Regions from separate parts of the Homo sapiens genome. Here region 2 is linked to region 1. Evidence: read pairs that join two places in POLR2A ChIA-PET (ENCODE). Cell type or tissue: PC-3. All regions are shown on one strand. Each heading gives the region's core, and the rest is flanking DNA. Links, peaks and the distances in the headings are about the cores only. Region 1 overlaps SH3TC2-DT (SH3TC2 divergent transcript). Region 2 overlaps SH3TC2 (SH3 domain and tetratricopeptide repeats 2).

What was found. ChIA-PET counts read pairs that join two places held together with the same protein. Peaks named below come from ENCODE experiments on the same cell type or tissue, not always from the same donor. Only the 100,000 strongest peaks of a DNase experiment are listed, where the experiment ranks them.
Region 2: POLR2A ChIA-PET joins it to region 1 with 7 read pairs; 2 of 35 experiments call an interaction of 5 or more read pairs at or near these places.

The regions. Positions count from the first base shown.
Region 1 is chr5:149,072,853-149,075,765 of GRCh38, forward strand. All of the region lies in intron 2 of SH3TC2-DT (SH3TC2 divergent transcript), which reads left to right. Among named protein-coding and RNA genes, the nearest start is that of SH3TC2-DT, 11 kb to the left of the region's middle. RefSeq lists an enhancer at 148-1,347. In PC-3, for the core only: no CTCF peak of the experiment used is centred there; DNase peaks (open chromatin) are centred at 579 and 1,449; H3K27ac peaks cover 2,045 bases.
Region 2 is chr5:148,997,072-148,999,984 of GRCh38, forward strand. It overlaps SH3TC2 (SH3 domain and tetratricopeptide repeats 2), which reads right to left. Exons shown (of 17, transcript NM_024577.4): 17 at 1-2,913. Among named protein-coding and RNA genes, the nearest start is that of MIR584, 64 kb to the right of the region's middle. In PC-3, for the core only: CTCF peaks have their summits at 1,300 (motif pointing left) and 1,504; a DNase peak (open chromatin) is centred at 1,300.

The DNA of each region.
Region 1 (2,913 bases), core at 312-2,811:
GCTAGTTTAGGGAACATTTTTTCAGTTTGAATGAGCAGAGGACTGATTTTGGAGGGAGCCAGTGGCAGAAATATGAGCAGAATATTAGCCTTGTGACTTGCTGTACACTCATGCATCTATCTACGAATTCATCAGACACCACTGGTTACCTTAAAAGCTGTGTTTGTTGTGGACATTAACAACAACAATCATAAATGCATATTGAGCCCTTATCATGTGCTCATGTGAAAATTCCTCACTTAATATTCACCCCCAACTAAAAATAAGGAAAGTAAGAGTCTGAGTGATTTTCTCCAGTTCTGTCTGCCGGTCAGATTGGAACAAAGGCAGTGTGACCCCAGAGCCTTTGCCTTACCACTCAGCTCTACTTCTTTGTCAGAAACACCAAACCAGGCATCTGTGGTGGTGGGGCCTGGCAGCCACCAGAAATATAGACTACTAAGTCTTGGGCAAGGCTTCCTCCTGACTTTCTTCTGTATGAGATGTGAAACCTGCCCTCTCCAGGGGTCAGCTGAGGAACCAGCAGTGGTAGCTCCAGGAAAGAAGGTAGGGCTGCTGACCAGGGCTTAGGTCACCAAGCTGCTGACTCTGACTCACCTGGGAAAGCTGACTGGCTTTTAAAGCATCCACTCCCCATTTTGTGTCTCCTATGGGCAAACCTGAGGTCAAGGGCAGAAAACCAAAGCATCACCCTGGAAGGTTAGCACCGAAAGTGCCCTTGAACAGTAATGTGTCTATTCCTCTACTCCTTATCTCCTCCAAACCCATTTAAGACCATAGAGGCTATGTTCCTTGTCCTACATTGTCTTGGAAGGTTTGTGACAAATCCTATACTAGAGCTCAAATATGAGGACTTTCATGTTCAGTGTGCTTCCACAAAAGATGCTAACATGAATTAGTTCCTGGTTTGAAAGGAATAGTATCAACAACAAAAAGGGCGTCCACTCAGAGACCCCATCTGAAGGTCACCAACATCAAAGACCAAAGGTAGATAAATTCACGAAGATGGGGAGAAACCAGCTCAAAAAGCCTGAAAATTCCAAAAACCAGAATGCCTCTTCTACTCCAAAGGTTCACAACTCCTCACCAGCAAGGGAACAAAACTGGACAGAGAATGAGTTTGACGAATTGACAGAAGTAGGCTTCAGAAGGTGGGTAATAACAAACTCCTCCGAGCTAAAGGAGCATGCTCTAACCCAATGCAGGGAAGCTAGGAACCTTGAAAAAAGGTTAGACAAAATGCTAACTAGAATAACCAGTTTAGAGAAGAATATAAATGACCTGATGCAGCTGAAAAACACATGAATTAGTTCCTGTTTTAAAATTAGGTTTCCTGGTGAGCAGGCTGGAATAGAATCAAGTGTGTGTGTGTGCATGCATGTGTGTGTGTGTGTATCTGTGTGTGTGCCAAGTTCATGATACAAGCCCAGGACTGACACTCCCTACCACTCCCAGGGAAAGGAATTTCTCCTAAGTTCAACTTGTCTTTCAGGAAAATTTAGATTTTAAGCATCTGACCCAGTAAATGGGACAGGAAAGAGGAGCCCTGCCATCCAGTGAGTCCTGCTCAGGTGTCTTTCCTGGAGAAACACTCACACCTGTGTAGCAAGAGGCCTGTGCAAGAAAGCCAACAGCAGCATCACAAGAAATAGTGAGGAGTGGAAGGAACTCAAATGCCCATCAATACAGGAGTGATTATCCAGCAGTTAAAATGAATGAAGTGGGTCTTCACAGAGTCAAGGAAAGATCCCTAAGACATTATTACACAAGGAAGAAGGAGAAGAAAAGAAAGTTGGCAATACAATGCATACAATATGATCCCATTTGTGAAAAAGAAAGAACATCCCAACCATATGTGTGTATGTAGAAAGTAGATCCTCTTGCCTGATAATTTCAATGGATTTAATTCCACAATTGTGCACCGAGTGCCCTCTTTGTGCAGGCCTTGTAATCCATAAGGAAATCATCTAGCAGGGAGAAGTGTAGGCAACATCCCTGCCCTCTAGTAGCTGGATAAGGGAGGGGTAAATCATGCCTGAGCCAGCAGAGCATACCTGAGCCCCCAGAGCCATAACCAACCCCATACCTCACCCCTCAGAATCAGTGTCAGCCCAGGAGAGTAGCCACAACCCCAGCATTCAAGCCCATGTGTCACCAAGCCCCTTGGGGATCCAGAGATGGTCTCACCAGAGCAGCTGCACCTCTGATGCCTGAGCAGATGTGGTGCCCTACCCCCTAGGGAAACAGAGTCTTGGCTGTTCTATTTCACCCTACCCTTTGGGCTGTGCAACTGCAGAGCTCCATCTTCTCGGATCTGAACCAGCCCTCTGGAGTCTGAGCTGCTGAGGTGTTGCACCTCCCCAAGGTATTGAGCTATCATTGCCCTGCTCCCCACCTCCTAGAGCCCAAGCCACAGCTGTGCACCTCCATTCTAGGAATTCTCTGCCACTGCACCTGGACTTACACACCCTGGGCCACTGTCGTGTTCCACCTCTGCAGAGTCCAGAGTCACCATGATGTGCTACTTCCTCTCCTGATGCCTGAGTTGCCACTGTACCCTATCGGCTCTAGGCCCAAGTTTCTGGAACACTCCTTCCTCCCCAGAGCCATACCAGTGCTGTGCCCTGACCCCCAGCATCAGAGTCACAGCTACACACCTGACCCCTGGGCCCAAGCTACTGGGGAGTGGCTCAGAGTAACAGTCCTCTGTTTAGTGCAGGAGCTTCATCCACTTGTCACAGAGAGTGAACACCCACCTTACAGGTTCTACAACAGTACAACAAGACATTGAAGCCAGGACCCAAACTCCACAGCTACTCCAAGCAGCTGTAGTCTGGAACACAGAACCACTGTGGCTGCCTGTGGCCTGTGTCAGACCCAACACCAAGAGGGATCCCCTCAGCTACTTCTTCC
Region 2 (2,913 bases), core at 140-2,639, 76 kb before region 1:
TTGCAACACATATTTGGATGAGAAGGATGTTCCTAATAGCTTTTTCCATGATGTCAAAAGTAGGCTATTCTCTCATGTTCATGATCTTCCTTCTGCTACCACCATTGGAGCTACGGGTACTATGATGGGTGAGACCCACGAAACTCCACCTGGCTGCTTCCCTTCCTCAGATGTCCATAGTCTTCTACGATTGGCTCTGGAGTCTCTTGCAAGTTTCCCTCATTCACCTCACTCCCAACCTGGAATCTTCTTCAAAACATAACTTACTGATCTTATAATTTGTTTTGACCAATCACTACTATAGGTCAAAGCTTTCTGTTCCTCCTTCTATTTTCCATTTGGGAAATGCAGTCTCTCTTTTTTTCTAGGCTAAGTTACCTGACTGTGGTCAACAATAACACCAGTATTTCTTTTTCAAGACCTCCTGGAAAGTCAGTTCTCTCCAATCCTGTTCTAAAGTAACCAATTTTGATTGATTCAATTACACCAGAATGATTGTGTTGATTTCAGCCCAGTATTTCAGGCTGATGAAACAAGTTTTAATCTAATGCTTCTATTCATGATCATATTAGTGATAGCATTTCTCTCAGAGATGTGTCACCTGACAGAAACACAATATAATATAATGGTTTCATTTCCTAGCTCCAGCATCAGAGGACATGACTTCAAATTTCACCTCGATCACCACTAACTGTGGACTTAGACAAGCCACATCAATTCTCTAAACCTCAGTGGAGATAAAAATAATAGTAACTACACCAAAATGTTGTGTGATTACATGAGAGTCATCACAAAGGTTTTGCATGAGACTTAATGCATAAAACACATTAACCTCAACTGTTATTTTTATTTTGAGATGTACACACTCTCTGGTCTCAAAAAGAAGTAAGATATCCATCAAATAATACATAGAAAAGAACAAAGGCTGGAGCCCTCCTGCACTTTTTTAGAGACCACCCTCCAGGTCAGCACTTTTCAAACTACAGGTTAATGAGTGAGAAATTCATTTGGTGAGTCATAAATTTGATATTTTTTAACTAGAATAGAATGTTTTTAAAAATGAATAGAACAAAACAGAATGTATGAGTGCATTTCTCTATGTTGTTGCATATGCACAAACATATGCACACGAGGATAAACCATAAAATGCATTTCTTACTGTGGGCCACAACAACAACAACATAACAACAAAAAAGGATTTGACAGCCACTACCCTAGTCTGATTCAGAACTATTAATATTAAATACGTTCTTTACCAATGATACACTATTTAGGAAGACATCACTGCCCCCTACTGGAACTCTTGGATTTCTCACAGAAAAGGACAGCAATGGATTAGCCTGTCTTCTCATTAGCCATGTGACTTCAACCATCCTCTCACCTACCCTGTCTGGAAGTTCATCTCAAAGAGCCTCATCCCTCAAGCTAGTGTGATGCCCTGGATAAGGAGTCAAAGGCAGCACTAGAAGTGGCAGCTGGGTTCTCACCTTTGAAATCGTTTTGAAAGCACAGCATCCTTCCCTCTCACCTGCCTCGCAGTCTGTACTGGGAAGCCAAGCCAAGCAGCCCCACTGTGCAGTCCTGGCCACGCAAGTTATTCTTGATCCTGCACCATGGCAGCTGGGGAGAATCCCCACCCCCTAAGCAGTCACTTGTCTCTGCTTCTCTGGGGAGAAGACACCCCTTAGAGGAGGGTGAACGAAGTGCACATTCCCAGAGCCAGCACTTCCAGCAGCCTCCATCCTCAAGTCCCCTGAGTTCTGGAATAATCAGACAGAGTTGGGAGAGTGAGGGGGTACATATCAGGAAATATATGCTGTCCCACCGAAGAGGGAAGACCGCCAAGTGAGAGGCCCAGTAGCAAAGAGCACCCCTAACATACACACCCTCCCGCTTAACGGTGTGGGACCCAGGAATAGATGTGCTTATTAAGAATCTACTCAGTTCTGCTTCATTGTGACAGCTACCACCAATTGACATTCATACCAAGCCATCCATACATCTCGTCTCAATTAAAAGTCTGAGCAGAGGAATAATTGAAGCTTAAAGAGGTAAAGTAAGTTGCTCAGGTCACTCAGTGATGAAAAGGAGAAAGAGCTTCAGACCCAAGTGTCCCTGAATGCAGGACCAGGGTGCCTGGCCACACCTCCAGGTTTGGCTGCACTTCTCAATGTCAAGGCTTACATGCCTCCAAAGATGGATTTCCTTTTTAGCCATTTCCTTGTCTATGACATAAGTAAGTCTGATATAATTCTGACAGCCCTGGGCTCAGGGAAGTTAATTAATTTGCAGAAGGTCACACAGCTAGTAAGAAACAGATTCTAACCTAAGTATGCCCAACTCCAAAACACATTACATTGCCCCCACCTGAGCTGCCACCTGAGTGAGTGCAGAGCCCATTCCCTTGAATTTCTTCCTTCTTTGCCGCTTGTCCACACATCTCAATGGGAGCAATTAAAAGAGGAAAAGAGACCAAAACTGACAAGGTCATGAAAAACAAGGAAAGGCAGAAACCGTCATAGACCAGAGATGCATAGGGAAATATGGCAACTAAATCCAATGTGGGATCAGAAGAACATTAGTGGGGAAAACTGTTGATATCTGAATCAAGGCTGGAGTGTTGTGTTGCAATCGCCAAGTCCTAATGTGTTTTCTACCTTCTCCACTGCTGCCCTAATCTAGTCTCATGCTGCTTCTAGAATCATCTTTCCAAAGCACAAATCTGACCATGTTTCTTTCAACTGCTTATAATCCTTCTATACCTTCCCCTCAACCTCCAGGTAGAATCCAAACCCTCTTTGCTTCCCTGAATCTGCTCCAGCCTCACTGCACTCAGAGTGACCTGTTCTCAGAAAACATCACCCCCTGTCCACCCTCTGGACCTTTGCTTGACACATGCACTGTCTGTCAATA